Linked DNA regions of Homo sapiens: all the other regions are linked to region 6. A link is a loop called in an ENCODE intact Hi-C map of the cell type or tissue named here. Cell type or tissue: heart right ventricle. All regions are shown on one strand.

Evidence for each region. A loop is a pair of places that touch in the nucleus more often than their neighbours do. Peaks named below come from ENCODE experiments on the same cell type or tissue, not always from the same donor. Only the 100,000 strongest peaks of a DNase experiment are listed, where the experiment ranks them.
Region 1: it touches region 6 in a loop (2.5-fold over the local background); 6 of 110 quality-filtered maps call a loop at or near these places.
Region 2: a loop joins it to region 6, with 5 times the contacts of the local background. A loop is called at or near these places in 17 of 110 quality-filtered maps.
Region 3: it touches region 6 in a loop (3-fold over the local background); 20 of 110 quality-filtered maps call a loop at or near these places.
Region 4: a loop joins it to region 6, with 2.5 times the contacts of the local background. A loop is called at or near these places in 86 of 110 quality-filtered maps.
Region 5: it touches region 6 in a loop (2.5-fold over the local background); 8 of 110 quality-filtered maps call a loop at or near these places.

The regions. Positions count from the first base shown.
Region 1 is chr7:23,274,571-23,279,570 of GRCh38, reverse strand. It overlaps GPNMB (glycoprotein nmb), which reads right to left. Exons shown (of 11, transcript NM_002510.3): 11 at 4,463-5,000. Among named protein-coding and RNA genes, the nearest start is that of MALSU1, 22 kb to the left of the region's middle. RefSeq lists silencers at 1,915-1,964, 1,975-2,034. In heart right ventricle, CTCF peaks have their summits at 1,792 and 1,993; no DNase peak of the experiment used is centred here.
Region 2 is chr7:23,245,257-23,250,256 of GRCh38, reverse strand. It overlaps GPNMB (glycoprotein nmb), which reads right to left and starts at 3,482. Exons shown (of 11, transcript NM_002510.3): 1 at 3,330-3,482. The coding sequence starts at 3,399. RefSeq lists an enhancer at 1,911-2,030. In heart right ventricle, no CTCF peak of the experiment used is centred here; DNase peaks (open chromatin) are centred at 2,356, 2,783 and 3,469; H3K4me3 peaks cover 2,954 bases; H3K27ac peaks cover 3,210 bases.
Region 3 is chr7:23,252,392-23,257,391 of GRCh38, reverse strand. GPNMB (glycoprotein nmb) reads right to left here. Exons shown (of 11, transcript NM_002510.3): 2 at 3,933-4,085; 3 at 3,080-3,223; 4 at 327-500. Among named protein-coding and RNA genes, the nearest start is that of GPNMB, 8.1 kb to the right of the region's middle. In heart right ventricle, no CTCF peak of the experiment used is centred here; no DNase peak of the experiment used is centred here.
Region 4 is chr7:23,172,031-23,177,030 of GRCh38, reverse strand. It overlaps KLHL7 (kelch like family member 7), which reads right to left. Exons shown (of 11, transcript NM_001031710.3): 10 at 3,986-4,083; 11 at 1-3,016. The coding sequence ends at 2,733. Among named protein-coding and RNA genes, the nearest start is that of NUP42, 7.5 kb to the left of the region's middle. In heart right ventricle, no CTCF peak of the experiment used is centred here; no DNase peak of the experiment used is centred here.
Region 5 is chr7:23,259,399-23,264,398 of GRCh38, reverse strand. GPNMB (glycoprotein nmb) reads right to left here. Exons shown (of 11, transcript NM_002510.3): 5 at 4,261-4,419; 6 at 3,626-3,943. Among named protein-coding and RNA genes, the nearest start is that of GPNMB, 15 kb to the right of the region's middle. In heart right ventricle, a CTCF peak has its summit at 2,362 (motif pointing left); a DNase peak (open chromatin) is centred at 2,367.
Region 6 is chr7:23,098,624-23,103,623 of GRCh38, reverse strand. It overlaps KLHL7-DT (KLHL7 divergent transcript), which reads left to right. Exons shown (of 3, transcript NR_046220.1): 3 at 46-2,396. LOC105375186 (a long non-coding RNA gene) reads left to right here and starts at 4,429. Exons shown (of 3, transcript XR_927096.2): 1 at 4,429-4,467. In heart right ventricle, CTCF peaks have their summits at 2,505 and 2,709 (motif pointing left); no DNase peak of the experiment used is centred here; H3K27ac peaks cover 295 bases.

The DNA.
Region 1 (5,000 bases), 180 kb before region 6:
TGGAACCCCGCCTCTGCTAAAAATACAAAAATTAGCTGGGTGTGGTGGCAGGTACCTGTAATCCCAGCTAGTCAGGAGGCTGAGGCAGGAGAATCACTTGAACCCAGGAGGCGGAGGTTGCAGTGAGCCGAGATTGTGCCATTGCACTCCAGCCTGGGTGACAAGACCAAAACTCTGTCTCAAAAAATAAAATAAAAAATAAACACTTTAAAATTAAGGACTCAATAAGCCCAAATCTTGATACTTAATTTGCATCATTAAAACCTATACAATAGGTCAGGCATGGTGGCTCCTCCCTGTAATCCCAGCACTTTGGGAGGCTGAGGCATGTGGATCACTTAAGCTCAGGAGTCTGAGACCAGCCTGGCCAACATGGCAAAATCCCATCTCTACTAAAAATACAAAAATTAGTCTGGTGTGGTGGTGCATACCTGTGGTCCTAGCTACTCTGGGGTGCTGAGGTGGGAGAATCGCTTGAGCCCAGGAGGCGGAAGTCGTAGTGAGCTGAGATCGCACCGCTGTACTCCAGCCTGAGTGACAGAGTGAGACCCTGTCTCAAAACCAAAATAAAACAAAACAACAAACCCATGCAGTGAAATTAATAATGGCAGTTACATTGTAAACTGGAGAAACATTTTGATTAGTGAGATGACATGACATTTGTGAGAAAATTATACATAGAATGAAAATTGGTTAAATACTAATATACCATTAAGGTACCCAAATCCCAAAATGCCTATGGGAGAGCGCCAAAGAAAAAATTTATTCCAGAATTTCAAGGACAATAGGAATGGCTGTTCAGTTCTAAGCAGCAGAGGAACTGTCCCTGCAGATTAAGCTGAGGCCAGTGGGGTTGACCAAGATGGGGGACTCCGGGTCAGAGCTTAGCGCTCTTCCTGCAGTGACACTTGTGCGGTGACATGTTACATTAGTCTGGAATCCAAGCTCTATGAGAACAGAGTCCTTGTCTCTCTTGTCACTATTGAGTCCTCTCCTAGACAAGAGCTTGGGACATACTGGTGCCCAGTAAATGACAGTTGAATAATTGAAATCAGTCTGCAAGGGGTGATTCCTGGGAGCTGAACTCTGCTTTTTTTTTTTTTTTTTTGGGACAGGGCCTCACTCTGTTACCCAGGCTGGAGTGCAATGGTGCACTCTCAGCTCATTGCAACCTCCTTCTCCTGGGCTCAAGCGATTCTCAAGCCTCCCGAGTAGCTGGGGTGACAGCCACCTGCCACCACATCCAGCTAATTTTTGTAATTTTAGTAGAGACGGGGTTTCACCATGCTGGCCAGGCTGGTCTCGAACTCCTGACCTCAGGTGATCTGCCCGCCTTGGCCTCCCAAAGTGCTGGGATTACAGGTGTGAGCCACTGCGCCCGGCCTGAACTCTGATTTTTTAAGGTAACTATTCTGGCAGCTTTGGAACCATTCTTTTAAAAACCTTAAAGGATTTTCCCCCACCAAAAGCCCCATCAGAATGTGGTCACCATCACCCCTGGATGACCACCTTCTCATCTGCCCTTACACTGTCACTCTGGTTTGAAGTTGCTACACATTCTGGATGTAATGAGTGCATTGAACGTATTGCCCTCTAAACTATTAAACAATTGAAAATTCAATGAGGGCAACCAATGTTTATAAATGAGTCAGAAGTGTTTAAAATGCAGACATTTAGAAAAAGTCCCAAGAATAAGAAATTCCCAGAATAATTTATTACCTATACATTTCAATTTTCTTTGGAAGTTCTAACGCTCAACAAACATTAATCAAATTATCTCACTATCTTTTAGGTTGCTTCCCCCGTTTCACAAATTGTGATTCAGCACAAGTTAAATGACTTGTTGCTGGGGTCATAGGGATAATATAAATTTAAATAATTCACTATTTCAGCCCTCTCTCCTGCCACTTGTTAGATTGAAACTGAGGGAGGTTTGATGAGGATTTTGACCTGCTTCCTCAAAGAATGACTGTCTATTTGCTGCTCTCTGCTACCCCCTGTTGATAAGGGAAGGAAAGAGCGGATTTCAAGACCAAATTTCTCAACGTTAGTTCCTTCCACCCAGCAGTAGCAGGATTATCTGGAAACTTGTTAGAAAGCCTTAAGGGGCCTCACCCCAGAACAGTGAATTCGAAGCTCTGGGGGTGGGCCCAGCAATATGTGTTTTAACCAAACTTCAGGTGATTCTGCTGCAATTTGAAATTACTTTTTTGCTTTAGGTACTAATGTCTTGGCCTCCTAGTCATTATAAAGATGATACAGCCTCTCCACACTGCTTCCGTCCTCAGGCCTCACATGGAGTACATACCACCATGCCATAAACAGGGTGCTTCCATGCCCACTCATTCGGGCAGATGCATGTGCCGCAGCCCTGTGAAGTAGCCAAGGAGGGCAGACATACCCATTTTACAGATGAGGAGACTGAGAAAGGAAAGGCTCAGGAAGGGTCAAACAACTTGCCCAGAGTTACTCAGACTTCAGTGGCAGGGCTGGATTCAAATAGTCTTCTGTCTTCATGTCCATGCCCAGAGCTTCAGTAGTCACTACAAAGCAGGGTGGTTCTACATTCAGGGTCAGATAATTGTTTTTTGTTTGTTTGTTTGTTTTTTGAGATGGAGTCTCCTTCTGTCTCCCAGGCTGGAATGCAGTGGTGCGATCTCAGCTCACTGCAACCTCTGCCTCCTGGGTTCAAGTGATTCTCATGCCTTAGCCTCTTGGGTAGCTGGGATTACCAGCGTGCGCCACCACACCTGGCTAATTTTTGTATTTTTAGTAGAGACGGGGTTTTTGCTGTGTTGACCAGGCTGGTCTCAAACTTCTAAGCTCAGGTGATTCACCTTCCTCGGTCTCCCAAAGTGCTGGGATTACAGGCAGGATCCACTGCGCCCTCCATGGGCCAGATAATTCTTTGTTGTGGTGGTTGTCTTGTAGATTGTAGGATGTTGGGCAACATTACTGGCCTCTAACCACGGGATGCCAGTTGTATCCCACCCTAGTTGTGACAACCACAAATGTCTCCAAACATTGCCAAATGTCCTCTAGGGGGCAAAATCACCCCTGGTTGAGAACCATGGCCCTACAGTCATCACGTAAATGGGGAGAAATCTCAATTCTTGTTCTGCAAATTTTACACTCTTTGGAAGCGATTTTAGAACAAATAGCTGTATTTTTTTTGGCCTCTAGGTCATCCAGGAAATGAAGAACCTAGACTAAATGTTAATCCCCACAATACCTTTACCATTCCTTAAGAAAATTAACAATTCTATAATATCATCTGGTATCCAGTGTGTACTCAAGTTTCCCCAGTTGTCCCACGAATATCTTTCATCACTGTTTTTTCCTCAAGCTAGGATCCAATGTAGATTCTCAAATTGCGTTTGGTTGCTGTGTCCATTTTGTCTCCATTAGTGTAAAACAGGCAAACTATGTCCCATGGGCCAAATCTGGCCTACCACCTGTTTTTGTAAATACATTTTTGCTGGAACACAGCCAGGCTCTTTTATTTATGTAATGTCTATGGTTGTTTTCACGCTACAATGAGAGAGTTGAGCAGTTGCGATCGAGACTGTGTGGCCCATAAAGCCTAAGAGATTTAGTACCCAGCCCTTTATGGAAAAAGTTTACTAAACTGTGACCTAGAATTCCACCCCCTGCCTTTATTTTTAATATGATACTGATTACTCAAAGAGTCCAGGACAATCGCTTATAGAAAATCTCTTCTTTTAGATTGATCTGATTATATACATTTACACATTAAACTTTTATTTGAAGTTTCACATATGATGTGATTGTGTGTATATACAGATATTTGAAAGATATATATATATATATCTTTTTTTTTTTTTGAGACAGAATCTGGCTCTGTTTCCTAGGCTGGAGTGCAGTGGCACCATCTCGGCTCACTGCAGCCTTGACCTCCAGGGCTGAAGTGATCCTCCCACCCCAGCCTCCTGAGTAGCTGGGACTACAGGCATGTACCATCAGGCCTGGCTAATTTTTGTATTTTTTGTAGAGACGGGGTTTCATCATGTTGCCCAGGCTGGTCTCAAACTGCTGAGCTTAAGCAGTCTGCCTGCCTCAGCCTCCCAAAGTGCTGGGATTATAGGTGTGAGCCACTGTGCTCAGCCATATATATATATATATATATATATATATATATATATATATATATATATATATGTAGTTAGGTAAAAAATATTTATGAGATTATCAATGCTCTATGAGACATTGTTAAACAACTTTTTACTTGTCAAAAACTATAAATGAAATTGAGGCTGGGTACAGTGGCTTACTCCTGTAATCCCAGCGCTTTGGGATGCTGAGGCAGGAGGATCCTTTGAGGCCAGGAGTCTGAGACCAGCTTGGACAATATAGGGAGACCCTCATCTAAAAAAAAGAAACAACTGTAAGTGAAATTGAAAAGCAAATGATGAATCAGAAAAATAATTACAATACCAAGGTCTTGTCTCTTCCCACACTTTATTTTTCAGGAAGGAGAGAAAAAGAATGTCATGTCTAACATATAGTAGATGGTTTTAGTTACAAACAGAGGTGAAATCCTTACTGATCAAGTTGCCATGAAAAACCAGGGACCTCATCTTTGGAAAGTCTTAATATATGATTTCAAATATGTGCAGCGACTGTACAAAAATTTGGAAATATACACAAGAGTGTCACTCAGCATCATGCCTGGTATATAAAAAGCACTAACTAAATGTCCATGGAATAAATGAATATATGAATATCATTCCTTCACTCAGCCAAGCAAAGTAGGTTGTCACCAAAATACTCCCACCCATTTATGAGAGTAGTATTTTTTCTGAGTCTAGCAAGTGTGCACATCATACCACAGGCTTGGGCCTGTTATTGTTCCATCAGGAGTTCATGAGTGTGTATTGAAGTGGGATTCAGTTAGCTTGGAACATGATCTTAGAAACTGGACTACATTGGCTTTATGCATACAGTTACATGGAAAGCTGAAAGTATCCCGCCTCTTCTTG
Region 2 (5,000 bases), 150 kb before region 6:
CTGAAACATGACATGAAAGAGGATGAAAAGGCAAGCTACAGACTGGGAGAAATTATTTGTAAACTACACTTCCAATAAAGGACTAGTATTTAGAATATATAAAGAATTTTCAAAACTCACTATAAGAAAACCACGGGATTCAATTAGAAAAATTGGTAAAAATTAATGAAATGATATTTCACCATTTCATTCATCTCATGGCAAATAAACACACAAGAAGATATTCAACATCATTAGCCAGTAGTGAAATATCACTATATCCCTATCAGTAAGACCTAACTAAAAAGCAGTGACAACATCAAATGCTTGCAAGGATGTAGAGAAACTGGATTGCTCACACATTACTAGTGGAAATGTAAAATGGTACAGCCACTCTGTTAGTTTCTTGCAAAACTAAACATGCAACTATCATACAACCAAGAAATTGTACCCTTTGGCATGCATCCCAGAGAAACAAAACTGATATTCTCACAGAGATCTGCACATGAATATTTATAGCAGCTTTATTCATAATAGCCCAAATTGAAATAACCCAGATGTCCTTTAATGGGTGAATGGTTAAGCAAACTGTGGTACATCCATACCATGGAATACTACTCTGTGACAAAGAGGAACAAACTATTGATGCAGTTACTTCAATAAATCAATAAAGTTCCAGGAAATTATGTTGGGTTTTAAAAAAAGCAAATCTCAAAAGGTTACATACTGGATAATTCCATTTGTATAGAATTTTGGAAATTACAAAATGATAAAAATGGAAACCAGATTAGTGGTTGCCAGGGACTGGGTGAGGTTTGGAAAGAGGGAAGTAGATTTGGCTATACATCTATAGCCATGAGAATACTTTGGTGATGGAGCTCTGCTGTGTTTTCACTGTATCAATGTCAATATCTGGGCTGTGATGTCCTGTTTTGCATGATGATACCACTGGGGCAAACCAGGTAAAGGGTGCATGGGGATCTCTCTGTATTATTTCTTACAACAGTATGTGAATCTATAAATACCTCACAATAAAAAGTTGAATTTAAAAATAAAGGCCGGATGCAATGGCTCATGCCTGTAATCCCAACACTTTGGAAGGCTGAGGGTGGGCGATTGCCTGAGCCCAGGAGTTCCAGACCAGCCTGGGCAACATGGCAAAACCCTGTCTCTACAAAAATTTAAAAAATAAAATAAACCCATCCGGATAAGGTGGCTCATGCCTGTAGTCCTAGCATTCTGGGAGGCCAAGGGAGGACTGAGCCCAGAAGTTTGAGGCCAGCCTGGGCAATGTAGTAAGATCCCATTTCTACAAAAAATACAAAAATTATCTGGGTGTGGTGGCACGTGCCTGTGGTCCCAGCTACTCAGGAGGCTGAGGTGGAAGATCACCTTTAGCCCAGGAGTTGGAGGCTGCAGTGAGCTGTGATCACACCACTGCACTCCAGCCTGGGTGAGAGTAAGACCCTGTCTCTAAAAAAATTGATTAAAAAAAAAAAAACCCAATAGTAAGCAGATTTTAAAAGAAAAATAAAAGCCTGTGGGGGTGGGTTTTGGGGGCAATCAATGTGAAGGTAAATTTGAGGTCGCACCCAGTGCTGCAGCCGACTCTGCCTCCACACTTTGGCATCCTTGCTGTGTCCACCAGCAGAGAGGTGGTGGCTGGGCTGCCTCCACCTACCTTGTCCACACTTTCTCCTTCCTTCAGGGCTACGAATGGAAAATGGTAGGAAATCTTTAGTGCTTGATACACTGCTACATTCTGCCTGCCCTTATTTTTTTCTGGGCAGAATATTTAGTCCAGAGCAAGGTGAACCTGGTGAATGGCTGGGTTTTGTTACACTGCCCAAGAGGCTGAGGACTCCTCTCGAGCTGACAGCGCTGATTCGGCCTCCTGCTAATCTGTTTTATTGAGCAGAGCGAAGTGGACTGGTGAAAGAGGGTGGAATAATAGCAGGTGTCCCCCATCGGGTCTATTCTGTGTTCCTTCGTCTTTAAAGTAGCCTGTCCTGGGAGGTATCCTGAGGGTGGGTGCAGGTCTGCCTCCGTAGGAACAATCCCCACCATGCACGTCTCTCACGCCAAGCAGCTGATCTCACAAGAACACAATTACCCAGTTTTGCAAATGAGGAAACGAAAACTCCTCGTTTTGAAGGAAATGAGGAAATGGAGCAAAGCCACTGGAGACCCAGCCCCTAGGCTGGCGGGGAGCCCGAGCCTGTCCAACCCCAAACCCGGGCAGGAAGGACAGAGGTCGGGATGGAAGGCTGCCTCCTCAACTTACCCGCTGTGTGGCTTGGGGCGAGTTCCTTGCCCACTCTGTGGCCCGTGGCCTCGTGTGGGAAGCGGGACCATCACAGTGCCGGGCTCCGCGGGCTGCTAGGAGGACGCGCGGCGCACTGCGGGCCGGGAACGTGCTGCGCGCTGACACCGGGTCAGCTCCCTGTGATGGGACTTCCTTTCCAAAAACGTAGGCGTTTTCCCGGGTCGCAGTCGCAGTCGGGAGACTGAGGGTTAGGGCGCGGCCGCGGGGTCTCCTGGGCCGGGGCGCGGCCCACGTCTCAGGCCTCTGCGGCTCTGACCAGAAGCCGCTGCGCCTTTGGCCGCTTCCCACCCGTCCCGTCCCCGCAATCCCAGGCCCAGGGTTACAGCGGCTCAGCTCTCTTCCTCTCGCGAATCTGCACACTGCTTCAGTGGTCTGGACCCTGGCTGCATAGGCAGATCCCAAGAGGAACTTTTAAAACAAGGATCCTCTGACCCCACTCCCAAAGATTCCGGTTTCATTGCGTGGGTATCAGTATTGTTAAAAATGCCCTGGCCTCTCCTGCCTGACCAGGGTAGAGAGCCTGGGCTTCAGCTCCTCTCCCAGCAAGCTCCTGCAGGTCTGTGAGGAAGCCCCGCAGGAGGAGCAATAGCTTCAGGGCTGGGGAGATTCGTAAATTTGCCTCCAGATTGGAGACCCCATTTCATGTGAGGTCTCCACCCTTTTGGATGGAAGCTGGACATAGTTTAGTTGGTGGAGTTGCTTTGTTCTGTGGCCGGAGGCTGTCCAACCCTCCCCCAACCACTGTCTGGCAAGAATGGGTTGCAATTGCAATGGAAAAGAAGCTTCACAAGAGAAGGGCAGCATAGTTTTTACTTTCCATGAGCCGAAAGCAAAGAATGGAGCTGGAGGCATTTTGCTGTAGTTTCAGCCTTCCCAACAGTTTGCAGAAGAAGAGATGAGTGAGCCAGAGATGAAAGCTTCCTGAAGAACTTCAGTCCAACCTCTAGTTCAGAGGATATTATTAGCCATCATTTCAGCCAATGGCCAGAGAATGGGTTAAACATAGAAATTAAGGGTTACTCACGTTTGGCGGCATCAAGTGGCAATCTTGCAGCCAGGAGCAGAAATCCCAGGAAATAGTAGAGACATTCCATGCTGAATTCTCACGGACGCAGGCACTCAAGGTTTAACTCTGAATTCCTCTGGGCCCGTCCACCAAGAGCAACAGTGTTCTTCTGGCATCTGTGGTGCCTCCCTCTCTATTTTAATTAAATACAGGGCCTCGGGGAGGATCATGTGATGGTATTAAGCGGCACTGCCTGATCTGGTCTCTCAAGTTCAACCTCTTACAACTCATGTGCTTATGACTCACTCCTTCTTGGCATCTATTTATTCACTTTTCAGATGCACATTATTTCAATTTTGTGATTCCACATTTACTAGATTCAAGGAGTTTTTTTCCTATAGACTCTATTTCAATATTCATTTTTTTTTTTTGAGATGGAGTCTCACACTGTCTCCCAGGCTGGAGTGCAATGGCACGATCTCAGCTCACTGCAACTTCCACCTCCCAGGTTCAAGCCATTCTCCTGCCTCAGCCTCCTGAGTAGCTGGAATTACAGGTGCCCGCCACCATGCCCGGCTAATTTTTTGTATTTTTAGTAGAGGCAGGTTTCACTATGTTGGCCAGGCTGGTCTCGATCTCCTGACCTTGTGATCTGCCCGCCTCGGCTTCCCAAAGTGCTGGGATTACAGGCATGAGCCACCGCGCCTGGCTCAATATTCTTTACCAAATAAAATTTCAATCCTCCAGCCTCACTGATTATCGACTTACTGTGGTTCCTATACTGCATCAGGCACCCAGCTCACGTTTAGAGTTCACAGTTACGCACCCTTTCCTAAGATGTAGTTGTCCACCTGCTCCTGTGCTCGTGATTGCTTGTATATTTTTTTCCTCCAAGAGGAAGCAAAGATGGGGGAGGTGTCTTATCAATCATTTGAAATTGTGGAATACATAAGTGGATGATAACATGAATGTTGTGCCAGGATGTGCTGGAAACAGCTGCCCAGGCCTCTGGTAGCTGAGAAATTTACTCAAAAGCACATTTAGAATATCTGTGCAATTCCATATAACTTTTGTAATAACCTGCATAATTTTTGGTAACTGCTCTCAAAGCATTTATGTGTTGCATTACTCAGAGCCAATTGCATAAAACGTTCTGTGTATTTTTTCATATTATAGAAAGCAGGCATTAAATGTACAAACAAGTGTGTCTGTAAGATAAATTTATACAGTCAAATCATTCCTGGTTACAGAGTATGCAGAAAATGTGGCAACATGAAAACTTTACCATATGTGACCTTTCTCAAACTCACATTCACATGGCCATTTTCAGTGCAGTAGAAACCTTGGTTGCAGGTGAGGGTAAAACTTGGGGTATTGATTTATGGTTCAGTGTGTCAAGGAGGAATGGAAATAGCCTATGAAACTAAAATCCATACAGCAGGAGTGGCTGACTTCCATCCCTAAGGCGGCAAACAACTCTGTAGAGTGCCTTTTACAGCCTTTGCAGCAAATATGAAGGGGAAAACAACGAAAGGAACACATTATTCATGACTGAAACAATTTTCAAATATTGATGAATAAAGGAATAATGGAAATACTTATTAGTTTCATGTAATGTAAAGCGAATAATGTATATAGTTATTTGCTTTTTAAATTACTTAAAAACTTTTTTTTTTTTTTTTTTTAGAG
Region 3 (5,000 bases), 150 kb before region 6:
CTCCATGTGCCATTCAAATAAATAAGTGTTAGCATTTTTTCTTGTTATGGTTTTAGGTAGAAAAAAATTAAGTGGTTTTGTTTTTTTGAAAAAGAGCTTAATCTTTTTGTTTTTCTCTCTTTTTAACTCTTCGGTGTCCTGGAGATTTGGCAAGGTTAACCAAGATTTCATTTTTATCTCTCACTGTTCACTCATGCTAAGGAAAGTTAGCAGGGTGACTGTTATTAACTCTCTGTGTTATCATTCTCAATTATAGAGTAAGAAAAGAGAAGGTTGAAATTTTAAGGAAAGGTAAAGAAGAAGCTTAGGGGTTTGTAAAAGCCAACCAAGTGTGTGGAAGACGTAGATGAAATTCCATCTTCTCCATCCGGGGTGGTGAGGAAAAGGTTTCCCATCAGGGAAGACGTTATGATGGCTTTGGCCGGTGCCATTTTCCCCGTCACTGTCCTCTGACCATGCTGTCCAGTTGTAAACATACGGATCAGCAGATAAACCAGCCTCTAAACAGAGATAGAAACCAGCCATGAGTGTTATCTAGGCTCAGAAAACCCAATGTGCATGCATCACTGAATTAAACACTTTTTCGTATTTTTTTCATAACTAGTTTAAAAGTAGTTAGACAACTAAACACTTAATATGTAGAATCCATCCAATAGTATGCTTATGACTTGTGCACTTTTCTGAATTTGTTATATTTCAATGAAGGTTTTATACAAAGCAATTATTCAGAAAAATCCAATGTAGAGATATCATTTAATGTATTTTTCTTCCTATCGGGTTTTCAAGTCACAATCCTATTCAAATCAGAGATACTTTATCTTTTTATTTTGACACACCTCTTTCTGTAGGTTTTTTTCCTGACACACTTGACATCATGACTGTTTATTCATAAAGACTCCGGCACACATGTCTAAGAATAAGAGCATTGTCCTAAATAGCCCTGACACCATTATCACCCCAATCAAGGTTTGTATATTTGGCTATTTTTGATGCTTTAAATGATTTTTAAAATCCCTCTTTCTGTCTCTAGATGTAGATAGATATATATAGCTATCCTTATATCTACATATGATTATAGATATATGGAAAGAAGCAGTTATGACAAAGTGCTAAAATTGTTGAATCTAGGTGACTATAGTTAACAACAATTTGTTGTATATTTCAAAACAGCTAGAAGAAAGATTTAGGCTGGGTGCAGTGGCTCACACCTGTAATCCCAGCACTTTGGGAGGCCGAGATGGGCGGATCGCTTGAGGTCAGGAGTTCGAGACCAGCCTGGCCAACATGGTGAAACCCCGTTTCTACTAAAAATACAAAAATTAGCCAGTCATGCTGCATGCGCCTATAATCCCAGCTACTTGGGACGCCGAGGCAGGAGAATTGCTTGAACCTGGGAGGTGGAGGTTGCAGTGAGCCAAGATTGTGCCACTGCACTCCAGCCTGGGTGACAAAGTGAAACTCTGTCTCAAAAAAGAAAAGAAAAAAAAAAGAGAAAGATTTGGAATGTTCTCAGCACAAAGAAATGATAAATATTTGAGGTGGATATCCCAATCACCCTGATTTGATCACCATAAATTGTATGCATGTATCAAAATAACACGCATAGCCCAGAAATGTGTATGATTATCATGTATCAATAAAAAAATTAATCAAAAATGGCTGAAAGATCTGAATAGACAATTTCTCAAAAAAGTCATACAAATCACCAACAGTATATCACTGTTGGTGGGAATGTAAATTAGTACAACCACTATGGAAAACAGTATGGAGGTTCCTCAAAAAACTAAAAATAGAGCTACCATATGAGCCAGCAATCTCACTGCTGGGAATATATACAAAAGAAAGGAAATCAATCCATCAAAGAGATGTATGTATTCCTGTGTTGCAGCAGTATTCACAATAGTCAGGATATGGAACCAAATTAAGTATCCATCAATAGATAAATGGATAAAGAAAATGTGATGGAATATTACTCAGTCATAAAAAGAATTAAATCCCATCGTTTGCAGCAACATGGATGGAACTGGAGGCCATGATGTTAAGTGCAATAAGCTAGGCATAGAAAGACAAATGCTGACTGGGCGCGGTGGCTCACGCCTGTAATCCCGGCGCTTTGGGAGACCGAGGCGGGCGGACCACGAGGTCAAATGTTTGAGACCAACCTGGCCAACATGGGGAAACCCCGTCTGTACTAAAAATACAAAAATTAGCTGAGCATGGTGGTGGGTGCCTGTAATCCCAGCTACTTGGGAGGCTGAGGCAGGAGAATCATTTGAACCCGGGAGGCAAAGACTGCAGTGAACCAAGATCGCGCCATTGCACTCCAGCCTGGGTGACAAGGCAAGACTCCATCTCACCACGCCTGGCTAATTTTTATATTTTTAGTAGAGATGGGGTTTCACCATGTTGGCCAGAATGGTCTTGAACTCCTGACCTCAGGTGATACACCTGCCTCGGCCTCTCAAAGTGCTGGGATTACAGGCATGAGCCATGGTATCCGGCCATTAACTCCGTTTTTTGAGCATGTACCATTCTGACAAGATAATTTCCCTTGATGTATTTGCACCTTTGGTCCTCTTTAACATAGATAGAGAGCTTATTTCTTTCACTAAGAGCAAAGCAAAACCAAAATATACACATTTTAGCATTTGCGCCAGCTACACAGCATTTGCTTGAGAAATCCTTGTCAGCCTAAATTAGACTGATCAGCAAACATCTGTCAAATTGGCTATTCTTTGAGTAGCCAAAAGAGTTCCAAGTAATAAAAGCAAAATCTGAGACTCAGCAAGGTATTCTCTGTCCAGTCAACTGGACACTAAGGAAAAGCAGGAGGTGGTGATGTGGCTTTTGAAGAGGGCTCCAAGCAAGGGAGAGCCACTGGTTTGCTGCAGTAGGTCTGGCTGACGTTGATGTTGATGAAGGCACTGGGTAGGACCACACACTCACTGTCTCTGTCATCCAGCTCATGGAGTGCAGTGGCAAGGGATGAGATCAGCATCTGGCACTTACAGAAGCACCTGTGATCATTAAGGTTTAGAAACTGGGTCTCCAGTAGTTTAGGAGAATACTGTGTTCTTACCATTTCTGCAGTTCTTCTCATAGACTATGTTGCCATTGGCATCTTCCTTTTGGCATCTAGGGAATATCAGGTTCACCGCAAATGTTATATTTGAGCCCACGAGGGCTGGTGAGTCACTGGTCAGGACCGCCTGCACACGGCCTCCTAGGGTATAAAAAAGTGGGGCTCGATGATCCAGCATCTTTTTCCTTTCGTTCATAAACATTTAGAGCTAACTTTATTAATAAGGACCAGAGGACCCATATGCCTCTTTATAATATATTAAATTTATATTTTGTATTCCTCACTTTAGCTTTCAGAGTACAACACTCTAGAAGATAAATTAAAAAATAAATCAGACCAGTTAAGAATTCTCTAATCACAGCAAGAACATTTACCTATGATAATAAAACAAATCAGCTCTGTTGGGTTAAGGAGACAAGTTTTAGAAGTCTGCATTTTTAAATCTCGAAACCAATGGCTGAAGGATGCATTCTTTTATCTAAAAAGAAAGATTTTCCGTTTCTGATAAGCCACACCTTTGAGACAGTAAAAATGGCTTTGGGGTGACTGGGTTTCTGAAGATGATCATTCCCAGGTTGGCTAAATAGGTTTAAAGCTAAATCTGCTCACCCTTCAAAAGTATTCCAAGAGCTACCAATGTGGAAATTTCTAAGGAGATTACTTGTGGTTTAGGAAGTGATAGTGTTGGGCTAAAGAAAATATTGCCAAGTCCAGGTGCCTCCCCACTTGGTAATGAGAGCACTGTCATTCGTGGAAATGACGTGAGCCGTGTGATCTAAAAGGCTTTACCATCTACAAGACTTACTGAAGTAGGAAATTGCAGGTGTTTGGTTTGAATCTTTTGACTTACCCTTCCAGGAGTTTTTCCACCTCATGTCTCCCCGCTTCCACACTGGGTAGAGTTTTTCATTCCAGTCATTTTCATCAGAAGACCAGCCATTTAATTGATTGTGCTCCCTCATGTAAGCAGAAGGTCTTTCATTGCCCAGCACATCATGAAATCCTGTATCAATATTCGAAACAAATTCCATTCTTCATTTAGTAATCACCTCACAGTGGTTAAAGAAACTTTTTATTTCTTACTGTTGAAAAGCACATACATAATATATTCAGTGCATCAAGTAAACAGAGGGTGCTTTGTTTTTTAAAGGAAGTCTCCTGGAAATACCTTGATTACAAGCATTCAGACCCTATGTCTTTATGAACTTTAAATGAATCAAAGAAAAATTTTGAAAGTCAATATTTTTTAGCCATCACTTGGCTTCTCAATACACATCCTCTGAATATTTAAATTTGATACAATATTATTAGGAAAACACTGATGCCAATAATCTTCAGATTTTTGCATTTTTTTTTCCCATTCTGAACTACTCACTTGGCTAAAGGAATGCCAGGCTCAGGAATGCCTTCAAGATTCCAAGCGACACGTACTAGTACCAGGAAGTTTACTGATAAACAGCTTTTTAATGGTCTGTCTTGGTGAATGTTCCATATACTTTGTGTAGTCTACATTTGTTGGGTAGAGTGTTTTCTTTTTAAATGTCATTTATGTCAAGCTAGTTGATAGTGTTTTTTTGAATTTTCTGTGTTCCTACTGATTTTCTACTTGTTATTTGAGTTACTGAGAGAAAAATCTTGAAATCTCCAACTATATTGTGGTTTTTCCAATTGCCTGTTTCTTCTTCCAGTTTTTGCTGTATGTATTTTGAAGCTTTGTTGTCAGGTGCATACTATACATTTAGAATTGTTACAGCTTCTTGATGAACTGACCCTTTTCTCAATAAGAATTGATGCTCTTTATCCCTGGTAATATCCCTTGTTCTAAAGAATACTTTGATATGAATGCTTAGTGTTTAACTGGTATATCTTTTTCCATTCTTTTACTTTAAAAAATGTTCAGATTGATGTATGTTTCTAC
Region 4 (5,000 bases), 73 kb before region 6:
AAGGTCATACTGGATTGCGGGCCCTATGTTGTCCTTTTTTTGTTTGTATTTTGCTTTGAGAAGGTGTCTTGCTCTGTCACCCAGGCTGGAATGAAGTGGCGCAATCTCAGCTCACTGCAACCTCTGCCTCCCAGGTTCAAGCAATTCTCCTACCTCAGCCTCCTGAGTAGCTGGGACTACAGGTGCACACCACCATACCTGGCTAATTTTTGTATTTTTAGTAGAGACGGGGTTTTGGCATGTTGTCCAGGCTGGTCTCAAACTCCTGACCTCAGGTAATCCACCCGCCTCGGCCTCCCAAAGTGCTGGGATTAAGGGCGTGAGACACAGCGCCCAGCTTTTTTTTTTTTTTTTTTAATGAGACAGGGTCTCAGTCTGTCACCCAGGCTGGAGTGCAGTGGCACAATCATAGCTCACTACATCCTTGAACTCCTGGGCTCAAGTGATCCTCCCACCTCAGCCTTCTGAGTAGCTAGAACTGCAGGTATATACCACACCTGCTAACTTTTTATTTTTTTGTAGAGACAGGGTCTTGAACTCCTAGCCTCAAGTGATCCTACTGCCTCCACCTCCCAAAGTGTTGAAATTACCGGCCTGAGCCACTGTGTCTGGCTCCTATGTTGTCCTTATAAGAACACCATGTGAAGATACAGAGACACACAGGGAAAAAGCCCATGCGAAGACAGAGACAGAGACTGAAGTGCTGCAGCTACAAGCCAAAGAATGCTGAGGATTGCTGGCAACCACCAGAAGCTAGGGGAGAGGCATGTGTGGTTTCTGCTGCAGACCCTCCAGAAGGAACTAACCCTGCTGACAACTTGATTTAGGAGTGCTGGCTTCCTGAATTGTGAGAGAATAAATTTCTGTTCTTTAAAGCCACCAAGTTTGCAGTAGTTTGTTATGGTAGCCCTAGGAAATACAGGGGCGTTGGGGGAAATAGGGAACCATTGCTAATCAGTACAAGGTTTCTTTTTGGGGTGATGAAAATGTTCTAAAATTGTGGTGATGGTTGCGTAACTCTGTGGATATATTAAAAACCACTGAATAATACATTTTTTTTTTTTTTTTTTTTTTTTTAGTCTTGCTCTGTTGCCCAGGCTGGGGTGCAGTGGCTTGATCTCAGCTCACTGCAACCTCTGCCTGTCAGGTTCAAGCAATCCTCCTGCCTCAGTCTCCTGAATAGCTGGGATTACAAGTGCACACCACCAGGCCTGGCTAATTTTTGTATTTTTAGTAGAGACGGGGTCTCATCATGTTGGCCAGGGTGGTCTTGAACTGCTGACCTCAAATGATCTACCCACCTTGGCCTCCCAAAGTGCTGGGATTACAGGCGTGAGCCACTGTGCCTGGCCTGAATAGTATACTTTAAATGGTGAATTGTATGGTATGTGAATTATATCTCAATAAAGCTGTACATTAAAAAACCCTACACAAATAGAAATATACCTATCATTATGTTTTTCCTAATTCCTTTTTGATTTAAACATTTTTAGGGTTTAAGACTATTATAACCTCTATATAAAGAAAACTGAAAATTAAGAGACACTGGTTCACAAATTCTAAAAACAACCATTACCTAAAATACTTGAAGAACAAACTGAGTGGCCTATTTTAAGTTAAAAAATATTTAATATTATCAGATAAAAACATTGATTGTGACAGCTTTACATGTTTCATTCCATACACAGTGAAAAAGGCAAAGTATTACTAGGAAGGAAATGAGTAGTTGGGTTTGTAAAAGATTTATTGATCACATAAAAGCAATGAATAGGAGATGACATATATCTAACTCATGATTACAAAACTTTTAGAGACAACTAGGTTAAATATTTCATGTTTTGGCTAAGGGAAAAGAATTCATGATCTCGTTAAAGAAGTTCAAAGTCAACACTGATATTGTACAACTACCAGTGCTTTTCTAATGATCTAGAAATTTGCTATAAATAGCTTTACTTTTTGCTAGTTAATCACTTACTATGATTGGGTTTTATTTAACAGTGAGGACTAAAGAGGCAGAATCCTTTTTTAACCACTGGATAAAACAGAGACATAAATTAATGATGGGTGCTAAGCTTTACATTTTATGTTAAAAAGATGGAATATATTTAAGTGGATTGAATATATTTCATGAGGAGTTGGACATATTAAACCCCCAAATCTGTTTAGGAAGTTTTGTGAGAAAGTGTGTATATGCCTTGACTCACTCTGGCTTACTTTTAAAATGGAATACATTTGGCACTAAATAAAATAAATAGACAAGCAAACTGTGAGACTAAGCTGCTCCATCTGAGTTGCCCATCTTGACTTACAATTCATACTATTTCTTAGTTCTTGACTGAGCACAAACAGACCTAACCGTATAGCACTTCTGTGATGCATGAAAATAGAATCTAGAGCTAAGATACTGCGCTTCACTGATGAGCCAATCTTCTATTCTGCCAAAATCATAGTTACAAATGTGAAATTCATTCAAGAAATTCACATTTTTAACAAATGCTTATACTTTTTCAAGTTTTCTTGCTAGATATGTTCTTGGTTTTGTGGCCAGCTAAAATATGATCTTTGAATTAAGGAAATCCATATAAAAGAAACATCTATTTTATAGGAACCTCATTTCACTTGAAACTTTCTTTACCAAAACACCAAACCAAAACTTTGTCACCAAACTCCTGGAACAAAGCACTGGTGGCTATATTTTAGAGTCTCTGATGAGTCTGAAGTCCACTCATTTTTCATGTTTCAAGGGTCTCTTCATTTGCTCCACAAGTATCGACAACACAAATTAAACAACTTGTGACTGGAAAAGCACGAACTTTGGAGTTGGCAACCCATTTGTCTGTTTCGGTATTATATTCGAGAATGTGTCCTAATCGACCAACACCCTGAAAACCAGCCAAGACATAAACTATAGAGCCAACTGCTGCACATTTCACTGTTACACCCTTCCATGGCATTGGTGAGACCATCTTCCATTCGTTCAACTTAATATCGTAATATTCCACATTGTCCAGACCACCTTCAAAAGAATAAAACATGAACAACATGAAAAACTATATCAACAATTCTAAGGTTTCTTAAAGTAATAACTTTTTGTATTTTTCCAATATTTTATTGTGAAAAATGTCAAACACACAGAAAAACTGTAATAATTTTACAGTGAATGTCCACATAGCCACCACCTAAATTCTTACTCTTAACACAATAGACATTTAATATTTCTTTTTAAATATTGATTTTTTTCTACAAAATTAAACATGTTTTATCTATTCTGGAAAAATGCAAAATAAACCAATCGGTGATTTCCCCTCTGATTAACTTTGATTATAATTACTCAAATGTCCTTCTTTTTCCTCCTTTTAGCACTTTATGGAAAATAGCAATGGACAGGGACAGAAGAAGGAAAAGAAGTTACTGGTACACTTAAGTGATGCTTAAAGTACTGACTAAATTGAAGCTTGTGTCTAGATTCAGTTCCGACTCCCTTTCATTTAAGACAATTATTTAAGATTCTTTAGTACATTATTTATGAAAACAAAATGCCAAATTTAGTCATTTAAAAATTACAATATTGATATTTTCATGCAATGTTTAAAAATATTTAGGAAACTTTACCATTTAGGACCTGGATACAAGCCTTAAAACTTGTATTTAAAAAGTTTTTAAAGGTTTTTTAAAGTTCAAATATTTCTATTGCTCAATAGTTCTTAAGCTGGTGCGACATCATTCCCCAGGAGGTATCTGGGAATGTATAGGAGCCATCTAAAATTGTCACAATGACTGGTGACTACTGCGACATTTCATAAACAGGAATGTTTAACATCCTGCGATATTTTATCAAGTATGTTAATTCCCAGAAACTATAAAAATAGATATAATAATATACATGGTAAATGCTTCTATCTAGATTTTTAAAAATGCTTCAATAATTTAAGGAAGTATCAGCAAACTCATCAGGAAAGTGGAACAGTGAATTAACATCACATACCTAAACCATTCTGACCACCCACAGCAAATATCTTGTCTTTTACAAATACCAGCCCATGATTCTTCCTGGCTTCAATCATTGGACACAGCTCAGTCCATCTGAAAAAATTAAAGTTTTTAGTGTGCTTGTTTACAGGAAGTAAAAGAACTCATACTAATGAGAAAGGTCTATTATTCTAATTAAGTGCTCATTTACTACTCACATATGTGTACATATACGCACAAAATGTCTAGAAGGGTAGAAAACAAAAGTTGAACAATGATTATGGGTAATTTATTAATACACGGGGAAAACATGGATTTTATTCCTTTCAATTCTGATAGGATATAAGAAAATGAGGATATCTATTAAAAAACACGTTTTTAGAGGAAATCCATTTCCTGAGGTTCATAAAAACTTGTAATATGGGAACAAAAAAGAAGAGGAAGATGCTTCGAAGATAAATAATTCTTTTTTCTTTCTTCACACCTCTGCTGGCAGGAAATATTAACTAGTTCTATCACACCTAGCTTTAATTATTATTTATATATGCGTAAGTAAAACACAAACTTATAATGGGCCTCAGGCAATCAGGAAATTAATAGTATCTGTTACTATTCACATGTCCATCTTTAAATCTACACTAAGAACTTTATGCTGCTCTGGTAACAAAAAAGTACTATCATTCTGTCAAGTTTAATACCTCATGTTGCTCTGTTCACAGCCACTAATATATAAATAATGAAACTGAGAATATAAATGTGGACCCAAGTGTTAAAGGATATTAATTCACAGGTTGCAGCATTATGCATATATACACAGACAATCGAGTTTAGTTATTTTTTTCTGAGATTTAATACATTCTTCTGCATACACTCCCAAGACTGACATTTGTGATTGTGAAGGTGGTACTGGCACACAGGCTTGTGCTTTCAGCAGCTAACTTAAACCAAGAGACGCCAAACAACAGTAAGGACAACAACAAAAGGGAAACTTGGCATAAGAGTAACTCTCTATAATTATTGTTTATATCTCT
Region 5 (5,000 bases), 160 kb before region 6:
TCTATCTCAAAAAAAAAATAAAAATAAAAATAAAAAAGCATATGGAGCTTCGCAAACATTGTGTCTATAAAGTCAAGGTATGATTCAAGGGCTAATGGAGAGAAACGCACACCTTAAAAGACAGATGAGAAAGAAGGTCAACTTCATCCTTAATTTGGTATTTATGTCCCTGTTGCCCAGAGAACGGTGTGAGAGCTCTTGATTCTCTGGGAAAGTTCTCTATGATATGATGTTATTTTATATATAGAGAGAGTATTACAGTAATTAGCATCAGTCTTACAAAAGGTTTTTTTTTTTTTTTTCAGATTTGTTCACAAGTCTGAAAAACAAATAATAGCACTGTTAGCTAAGTGAAGAGAATTCCGTGACTTAAAAATAGCACACATGCATCTGCCCTCAGATTTAAACACATCTACCTGGGTCACCTCTTCAACTGGCTTCTGCCTCACTCCTGCATTTGCATTTGATTTCTATTTTCGGCTGTGCATTATTAAGAAGCCACTTACCAAAGCAGAGAGAACATATTTTTTGGCCAAACAATAATATAATACTTGGTCATCCAAGCCCTTTAATATGGCCTGTACAGCTGGAAATGCTCCCTAGAAGAGACCCCTTTTAGAAACGTCCCTCCTCGCTCTCCCTAAGAGAGATGCTGGTTTAAGGCATTTTGGGGTTGATTATGATTGATCTAACACCTTTAGATAAAGCCAGGCAGCTTTCCTTCGCAATAAAACTTAACTAACTTGTAGGGGTTGCTAGTTTATATCTTTTTTTTTTTTTTTTTTTGAGACAGAGTTTCTCTCTTGTCGCCCAGGCTGGAGTGCAATGGCGCGATCTCGGCTCACTGCAACCTCCACCTCCCAGGTTCAAGCGATTCTTCTGCCTCAGCCTCCCAAGTAGCTGGGATTACAGACACTCTCCACCACACCCGGCTAATTTTTATATTTTCGGTAGAGACGGGGTTTCACCATGTTGACCAGGCTGGTCTCGAACTCCTGACCTCAGGTGATCCACCTGCCTCGGCCTCCCAAAGTGCTGGGATTACAGATGTGAGCCACCATGCCTGGCCCACTAGTTTATATCTTATGGTGTCACCTAGGGAGAAATTACAACAGAAATTTTAAATAGCTTTTCATTGGCTTCAAATATATTTTTAAAACATGCTATGATATAAATAGTTTATAAGAAAAACAAGCTAGTTTAATAAAAATGCAATTCAAAGTAGACTAACATTAAACAACCTAACATTAAGTCTTTTACCATTCTGGAACTTAAATATTAAAAGCATCTGTAATTTATTTTGAATTTTATACCTGGTCCTCTTATTTGTAAAGAAGATCATTAATAGTTGTAGATAAAAAAAATTGCTTCTCCTAAAGGATTACTAGAATGAAGCTGTATATTTAAAGTTGTTCAATACAGTTATAATTGTAGTTGGAATTAGGATTAATCTAATCATCCATCAATAAGAGAATGGTGGGCCGGGCACAGTGCCTCACGCTTATAATCCCAGCACTTTGGAAGGCTGGGGTGGGTAGATCACCTGTGCTCAAGAGTTGGAGACCAGCCTGGGCAACACGGCGAAACCCCATCTCTACTAAAAAATAAAAAAATTAGCTGGGTGTGGTTGTGTATGCCTGTAGCCACAGCCACTTGGGAGGCTGAGGCAGAAGGATCACTTGAGTCCAGGAGGTGGAGGTTGCAGTGAGCCAAGATTGTGCCACTGCACTCCAGCCTGGGTGTTAGAGCAAGACGCTGTCTCAAAAAAAAAAAAAAAAAAAAAAAAAAAAGAGAATGGTGAAATAAATGACAGTACATACATTCTATGAAACACTATGCAGCCACTGGATAAAGTGAGATAGACTTATATGTATTAACAGTGGAAAGATGTCTATAATGTTTGTTAAATTAGAAAAAGAGCAAATTGTAAAACAATATGAATAGCCCTCTTGTGTAAATGAACCCATTTACACAACCAAAACAAACCTTATGTGTATATATAGTATATGTTTATAAATGCATAGAAAAATATCTGGAAAGAAATCCTCCCAATTATTAACAGGGTTTAACTCTTGGGAGGAGAGTACGAGTGGGGACTTTTGCTTTTTACTCTAGACATCTACATTGTTTTAATTTTTACTAAGGAACATGCATAAACTTTGTAATTTAAAACATTTTTGAGATAATCGAAATCAGTGATAACTTGTGTTGTCTTGACTTAGATATGCTTGATTTAACAAGCTCTCATTTTATTACTAACATCTTATTGTAAAACTTTATAATTTATAACAAACAGGATTTTGTAAAAACAAGAAGCCCCAGACGTCATGATGGACCGTCGTGGGCTTGGTCCCTGGCGCCCTCTTGTGACCAGTGAGAGGATGTCAGCCTATTGCTATCCCCAGGATCCTGGGGTGCTGAGTGCAACTGGCCCAGTGGGAAAAGGGTGGTGATGGCATGGGGTAGCGTGGGGAATCAGATGGAAGCCAGTGCTACCCAAAGTGGACTCTTAAGGACTTCTTGAATGTCCCCAGACTATTAATATAGGGTGGTATTGAATTAATCATGCCTTAAATGCAGCACAGTTTTATTTTTATTTATTTTTCTCTTTTTTTTAAATTTTACTTTAAGTTCTAGGGTACATGTGCACAAAGTGCAGGTTTGTTACATATGTATACATGTGCCATGTTGGTGTGCTGCACCCATTAACTCGTCATTTACAATAGGTATTTCTGTTAATGCCATCCCGCCTCCCTACCCCTACCCCCCGACAGGCCCTGGTGTGTGATGTTCCCCGCCCTGTGTCCAAGTGTTCTCATTGTTCAGTTCCCACCTGTGAATGAGAACATGCGGCGTTTGGTTTTCTGTCCTTGTGATAGTTTGCTCAGAATGATGGTTTCCAGCTTCATCCATGTTCCTACAAAGGACATGAACTCATCCTTTTTTATGACTGCATAGTATTCTATGGTGTATATGTGCCACATTTTCTTAATCCAGTCTATCATTGATGGACATTTGGGTTCATTCCAAGTCTTTGCTATTGTGAATAGTGCCGCAATAAACATACGATGCAGCACAATTTTAATGTCAGGAGTCACTGCAGCTTGCTAACCCAGACATACTCTCAAGCTACATTCTTTCTTGGACCATTTGGAAATTGCTTTCAAGTACAGCTGTGTTTTCATGGACACTGGGTAGGTGTGGGCAGGGTAGGGAAAGAAATTAGTGGGGGAGAGGAAGGAACATAGAAATGACCTGATCGTATAAGGAGCCAGTGTGCCTTCTCATAGCCATAAAAAATGGGAGATAAACAAAAATGTGACAGGTTAGAAGAGGGGAGAGTGTGTACACATAGCAGGGACCAGTGCAAATGAGGAGGGTCAAAGAACTTTCTACAAGTCACTGAATTCTATTTGCAAAGTGACTTTACATACATTCTTCCTTCTTCTGTGTTCTATAGGTGTAAAATGGTGATAACTTTGCTTTAAAAAATCAACAGGTAGAAAATGGAATCACCGCAGAGTCCTTACAATATCCCCTTAAGGAGGGATTTAATAATATGACCTGCGTGAATATTTTGTTAGCCATTAAGGAGCCTCCCTCAAAGATCACTGCGAAACCTTACCTAAAGAAGGGGTGGGTTTTGAAGGTCTGGGTGGTGGTGGCGGTGGCGGACAAGGTCCTGGTGCTGCAGCTTTCACAGTGAGGTTAAGGCTGAAGGTTCCATTGAGCACATACGTGTGATTCACAGTATGATTGGTGGAAACAAACAGGCCAGTATTATCCCCGAAGCTCCACTTGTAGTTAATGGTAGAATAATTGAGGAAGTGGCTAGGATCATGAATCAGGACATCAAACATAATGGGGAGATCTTTGAGGAAGGTTTCGTCGGATGAATTTCGATCGTTCTTCTGGAACATAGTCACAAACACAGGAATCTGATCTAAAAGATACATCCCCCAAAGAAATAAAGAATGCATGATTGCTTGATTGTAAGTGGAGGGCTTCGACGATGCTTTTAGGTTGAAATATTAAAATGAGGGATAATTTAGCATTATTTTCCTTTTCACATGCAAGTTTTCTGGGGTTTCCCTAAGCTATTCTGGAAAACAGATGAACTACAACTAATTAAATACACAAGCTTAGGTGGGCCAGATGCATTGTAACCTAACCCCGAACACTTGGCCTTACCTCTTTTTTAACCCATTGACGTCAACAGAATGAAGTGCCTCATCCTCAGTTAGAGTTCACACCACTCACCTGTTACCACGTACACATCTTTCACTTGTGCGATGGGAACATATGCCCGTCCATGTCTTCTGTAGACAGTCACTTCCATGAGTTGAGGCCCAAGTGTCACATTGGCTGTGTTCACAGAAACTCTCACTGAACATCGTCCCAATTTCTGGAAATACTGACCTTTGGGAGGATGGAAATTTTTAGTTATTGGCTGCATTATATCATCATTATAGGAAGCTGTTCCTTAAAGACTAGCTACCACCATTTATAGATTGCTCTGAGGAGGGAAAATAGGATGGGCCTGTGGTGCTGCTTCAGAAAGGGAGATGGTGCTCATTTTAATGTAAAATCTTATAAAACAAACCCACAGTTGTATACATGTAATTGTATACAGTTGGTTAAAATTTAAAAAGCTGTTTAGTGGCATAAAACAGTTAGCCCTTAGTTTACAAATAAATGCTGTTTGTGCTAAGTAATTTGGCACTTGAAATACATGTTTTCCCCATAGAAAATACATTTAATATAATGATGAGGTGTCCAGAAGAGTTAAAAAAATTATTTATCCAATAACCTACCTTATTTTTGTTACTATTTCCGCTATATTATTAAGTGGATTTTTAAAAGGGGACTGGAATCCTCCATCTCCTAATAGTATTTGTATATAAAAATACAGCAAGTGGCTGGGCGCGGTAGCTCATGCCTGTAATCCCAGCATTTTGGGAGGCCGAGGCAGGCGGATCACGAGGTCAGGAGATGGAGAC
Region 6 (5,000 bases):
TGCAAGTTTTAAATTTATTTTTATTTTTATTTCTTTTTTTTTAAGAGATGGAGTCTTGCTGTGTTCTCCAGGATTGAGTACAGTGGCTTATTCACAGATGTGATCATACTACACTACAGCCTCAAACTCCCGGGGTCAAGCAGTCCTCCTGCTTCAGCCTCCTGAGGAGCTGGGACTACAGGCCCACATCACCATGCCCACTAGATTCACAGTCATTTTGCTTGTGGAAGGTCTTGCCTCAATGTTGATAGGTGCTGACTGATCAGGGTCAGGTTGCTGACTGATCAGAATGGTAGTTTCTGAATGTTGGGAATGGCTATGGCAATTTCTTAAAATAAGACAACAATGAAGTTTGCTGCATTGATTGACTCCCTTTCACAAAGGATTTCTCCATATCATGCAATGCTGTTTGATAGCATTTTACCCATAGTAGAACTTCTTTCAAAATTGGAGTCAATTCTCTCAAACCTTGTCTCTGCTTGGTCAACTAAGTTTATGCACTATTCCACATCCTTTGTTGTCATTTCAACAATATTTACAGAGTCTTCACCATGAATAGATTCCTTTTCAAACAACCACTTTCTTTGCTCAGCCATAAGAAGCAACTCTTCACCCATTCAAGTTTTATCATGAGATTGCAGCAATTCAGTCACATCAAATTCCACTTCTAATTCTAGTTGTTTTTCTATTTCCACCACATCTGCAGGTACTTTCTCCACAGAAATTTCAAACCTCTCAAAGTCATCCGTGAGGGTTGGAATCAACTTCCAAATTTCTGTGAATGTTGATATTTTGACCTCCTCCTAATCACAAATGTTCTTAATGGCATCTAGAATGGTGAATCTTTTCCAGAAGGTTTTCTATGTGCTTTGCCCAGTTCCATCAGAAGAATCACTGTCTGTGGTAGCTCTAGCCTTATTAAATGTATATTTTAAATAATAACACCTAAAAATCAAAATGACTCCTTGATCCATGGGCTGTAGAATAGACATTGTGTTAGCAGTCATGAAAACAAGATTAATCTCCTCATATAGCACCATTATAGCTCTTGGGTGACCACGTGCATTGTCAATGACCAGTAATATTTTGAAAGGACACCTTTTTTTTTGAGCAGTAGGTCTCAACAGTGGACTTAAAATATTCAGAAAGCTGTGTTGTAAACAGATGTGCTGCCAGCTAGGTATCGTTGTTCCATTTATAGAGCACTGGTAGAGCAGATTTAGCATAATTTGTCAGGACCCTAGGATTTTTGGAATGGTAAATGGGCACTGGCTTCAACTTCAAGTAACCAACTGCATTAACTCCTAACAAGAAGAGTCAGCCTGTCCTTGAAAGTATGAAAACAGGCATGGACTTCTCCTCTCTAGCTATGAAAGTCTTAGATGGCATCTTCTTCCAATAGAAGTTGTTTCATGTACATTGAAAATCTGTTGTTTGGTGTAGCCACCCTCTTCGATGATCTTAGCTAGATCTTCTGGATAACTTGCTACAGTTTCTACATCAGCACTTGTTGCCTTACCTTACACTTTCATGTTAAGGAGATAGCTTCTTTCCTTAAACCACAGGAACGAACCTCTGCTATCTTCTAGATTTTCTTGGGCAACTTCCTTACTTCTTTCAGCTTTCATAGAACTGAATAGTGTTAGGATCTTGCTCTGGGTTAGGTTTTGGCTTAAGGGAATGTGGTAGCTGGTTTGATTTATTTAGACCACTAAAACTTTCTTCATATCAGCATTAAGGCTGGTTTGCTTTATTATCATTTATGTGTTCACTGGAGTAGCACTTTAAATTTCCTCCAAGCTTGTTTGCTTTTCACTCACAGTGTGGCTGTTTGGTGCCAAGAGGCCTAGCTTCCCAGTCTTGGCTTTCAACATGCCTTCCTCACTAAGCATAGTCATTTCTAGCTATTTATTTAAAGTTAGAGATGTGCAACTCTTCTTTCACTTGAACACTTAGAGGCTATTGTAGGGTTATTACTTGGCTTAATTGCAATATTGTTGTGTCTGGAGGAATAGAGAGGCCTGGGGACACAAAGAGAAATGGGGAACAGCTGGTCACTGGAGCAGTGAGAACACACGCAACATTTATTGATTAAATTCGCTGTTTTATGGGCTCGGTTCATGGTGCTCCAAAACAATTATAATAGTAACATCAAACATCACTGTTCACAGGTCACCATAACAGATATAATGATAATGATAATAATAATAATGTTTGAAATATTGCAAGAATTACCAAAATGTGACTCAGAGAAACAATAAAGTGAGCACATGCTGTTGGAAAAATGGTACTGATAGACTTGATCCATGCAGGGTTGCCACAAACGATTAATTTGCAAAAAAAACAAACAAAAGAACATGCAGTATCTGTGAAGCACAATAAAGCATACTGCAAATAAAATGTGTGCCTGTCCTGTATTAACTTTGTTACTATTTAATCTAGCATTTCCCAAAATGTGTTTCTTGGAATACAACTAGTCTTATGATTCCCCTAACCTGAACTGGTTCTCTGGGAATGCACCCACAGGAGGATAGGTCCTTGGGTGATCTTGGCCAATCCAGCTCTCCCTGCAACTTGTAGTTCTCAGAATAACCGAGAATGCAACTTTCTGAGATAGAGAGGTGATGTCCAGAATAATCCATATTGTGTCCTTGTTCCTCCCAGAACAGGGTGTACTGCAGCGCTTGTTCTCAGTGATCCTAGTGCCACCTAGAGTATAAAACCCAGAGCACAGTGCTTTCAGTGTCCCTCAGCTGCAGTGGAATGTGGAGCACACACAGATAAGACCCTTTCCACACTCAGCAGCTTTCTTGAGCCTTAGAGGACTGGCTTGCTGTGGATCCTAGGCTTCTATTTATTCCTGCTGCTCATCTATCTGTGCATAGTAAATCTTTGTCTAGCCTGTGTGAGTGTTCTGTCTCTCTCACCAGACTCATGCGATTGGTAGAGAACCTTTGCGACAATTTTGGGAGACATGTAAAATATATCCTTGGTGAAAAATCCCAAAATATATTTGCATATTAAGTGTTTAGAGAAGGTTTTCTGTACCTATTACTTAAACCTATTGAACTTTTCTATAGTCCAGTACTTCTTGAAGTGTCAACTTAGCCAATTCCCATTTTCTGTGAGTTGCTTACTCCTCTGTTCACCCACAGGAGGGATTCCTAAAGCTGTACCTATTCTGTGGGGCTTTACCTCTACCTGGTCTCAGTTTATTGGATTAAGGTTGAACACCTAAACCAAAGAGACCCAATTAATAAGCTGAAGTAAAGAGCATCATGTTCTCTTTGGACACTGGACAGATGGATGTTGATGAGCTTGTGTGCAGCAGTTCTACTGGAAGTATGTACAAGGGGCTCAGCCAGCCAATTTGGACGGTGTATGTGATAAGCAGAGAAAGGCAGCAGTCTGCAGAGACTGCAGAATGAAAAAAAAAAAAAAAAAAAAAAAGCAGAAACCCAGAGAGAAATCAGACAAAAGACCAGGTGGTGGGCAGGGGTCTGGGGATTATCCAAGCTTAAAATTCAGGGTCTCTAAACTTGAACAGCCTGATTTCAAAGCTGTGGGCCTAGCAATGTGTTCACATAGCAATTTGGCTTTGTAAAATTTATAAAAGTAAGATATTTTAACCACAATAGCTTGAGTCTATTGTCTCATTTCACCCTGATTTTCCCTCTATCATACTTTTTTTTTTTTTTTTTTTAACTATCTGGTGGTGTTGAAATTGCCATATATATCTTTGGGAACAAATCACAAATTGAACTGAGGATATATTTTTTGGCATCTAGCAGGATATATATTTGTAGATCACAGTTACTTCCATACAGTTAAGCTATTTCCAGCCCTTGTAATGTAAGAATGGCATTCAGGAATAGTCCCTAGTCCCACTGTGCCAACCCTATCTTGTGATGCCAAAGATGCAGGGCCTGAGATCTCCTAATATGTCTTACAGTAACCAGCACTGAAAGTATTTAAGTAGTGGAGGAGAAGCAAGTTTTAAACAGGTTTCATCAGCTAAGCCACAAGCTGGTCTATGGAAAATTCTTCAGTCATCAAATACGTAAAATTTTAAGCAGAAGGTTGGTACTCACTTCCAATCAGAAGTGGAAGGAATATATATGTCATGCATTTTTTTTTGAGACAGAGTCTCACTCTGTTGCCCAGCATGGAGTACAGTTGTGCAATCTTGGCTCACTGCAACTGCCACCTCCTGGGTTCAAGTGATTCTCCTGCCTCAGCCTCCCAGGTAGCTGGGATTACAGGTGCCTGCCACCATGCCTGGCTAATTTTTTTTTTTTTTTTTGTATTTTTAGCAGAGACGGGGTTTCACTATGTTGGACAAGCTGGTCTCCAACTCCTGACCTCTGGTAATCTGCCTACCTTGGCCTCCCGAAGTGCTGAGATTACAAGTGTGAGCTACCATGCCCAGCCAGTCGTGTGTATATTTTACAATATGACGTATGAATGGTAAGTGTGACCTCAACTCCCAGAAAGGTAAAATAAGGGCCTCTGAAAATCTACTCCTCCATAAAAGCAACAGGAACACTGGGAAATTGTCAAAATTAACTTTTTCAGATCTCTGGAAACTAACTAAAAGCTTATAACAATCCAAGAAGTAGTTATTTAAGACAAATGGCTGAATCTCATAACAATGAGACTTGAGGTGTTTTAACTCTTCCTAATCCCTTCTCACTCTCTCTAGCTTTATAGTAGCCTTAAAAACCAACAGCTTCACAACTATGGTAGCTGTGAAACCCACCAGCCCACTGTCATTGGAGAAGTCAGAACAGGTTAAGAGGTCCTCAAAAGCCTCATCCCTAGGGTGTTTTTAGTGTTCAGCCTGTCTGGCACCTTACTGAAAAGCTCCGTTCTCAGGGCTTGTATTTATTTGACATGAATCAGAGCTCACTTTGTGCAAACAGCTCCGCCAGCAGGGAATTTGACAAAGACAATAAGCAGCAGTTGTTTAATATTGTAGCTGCCTAAGGCAGTATTGCCAT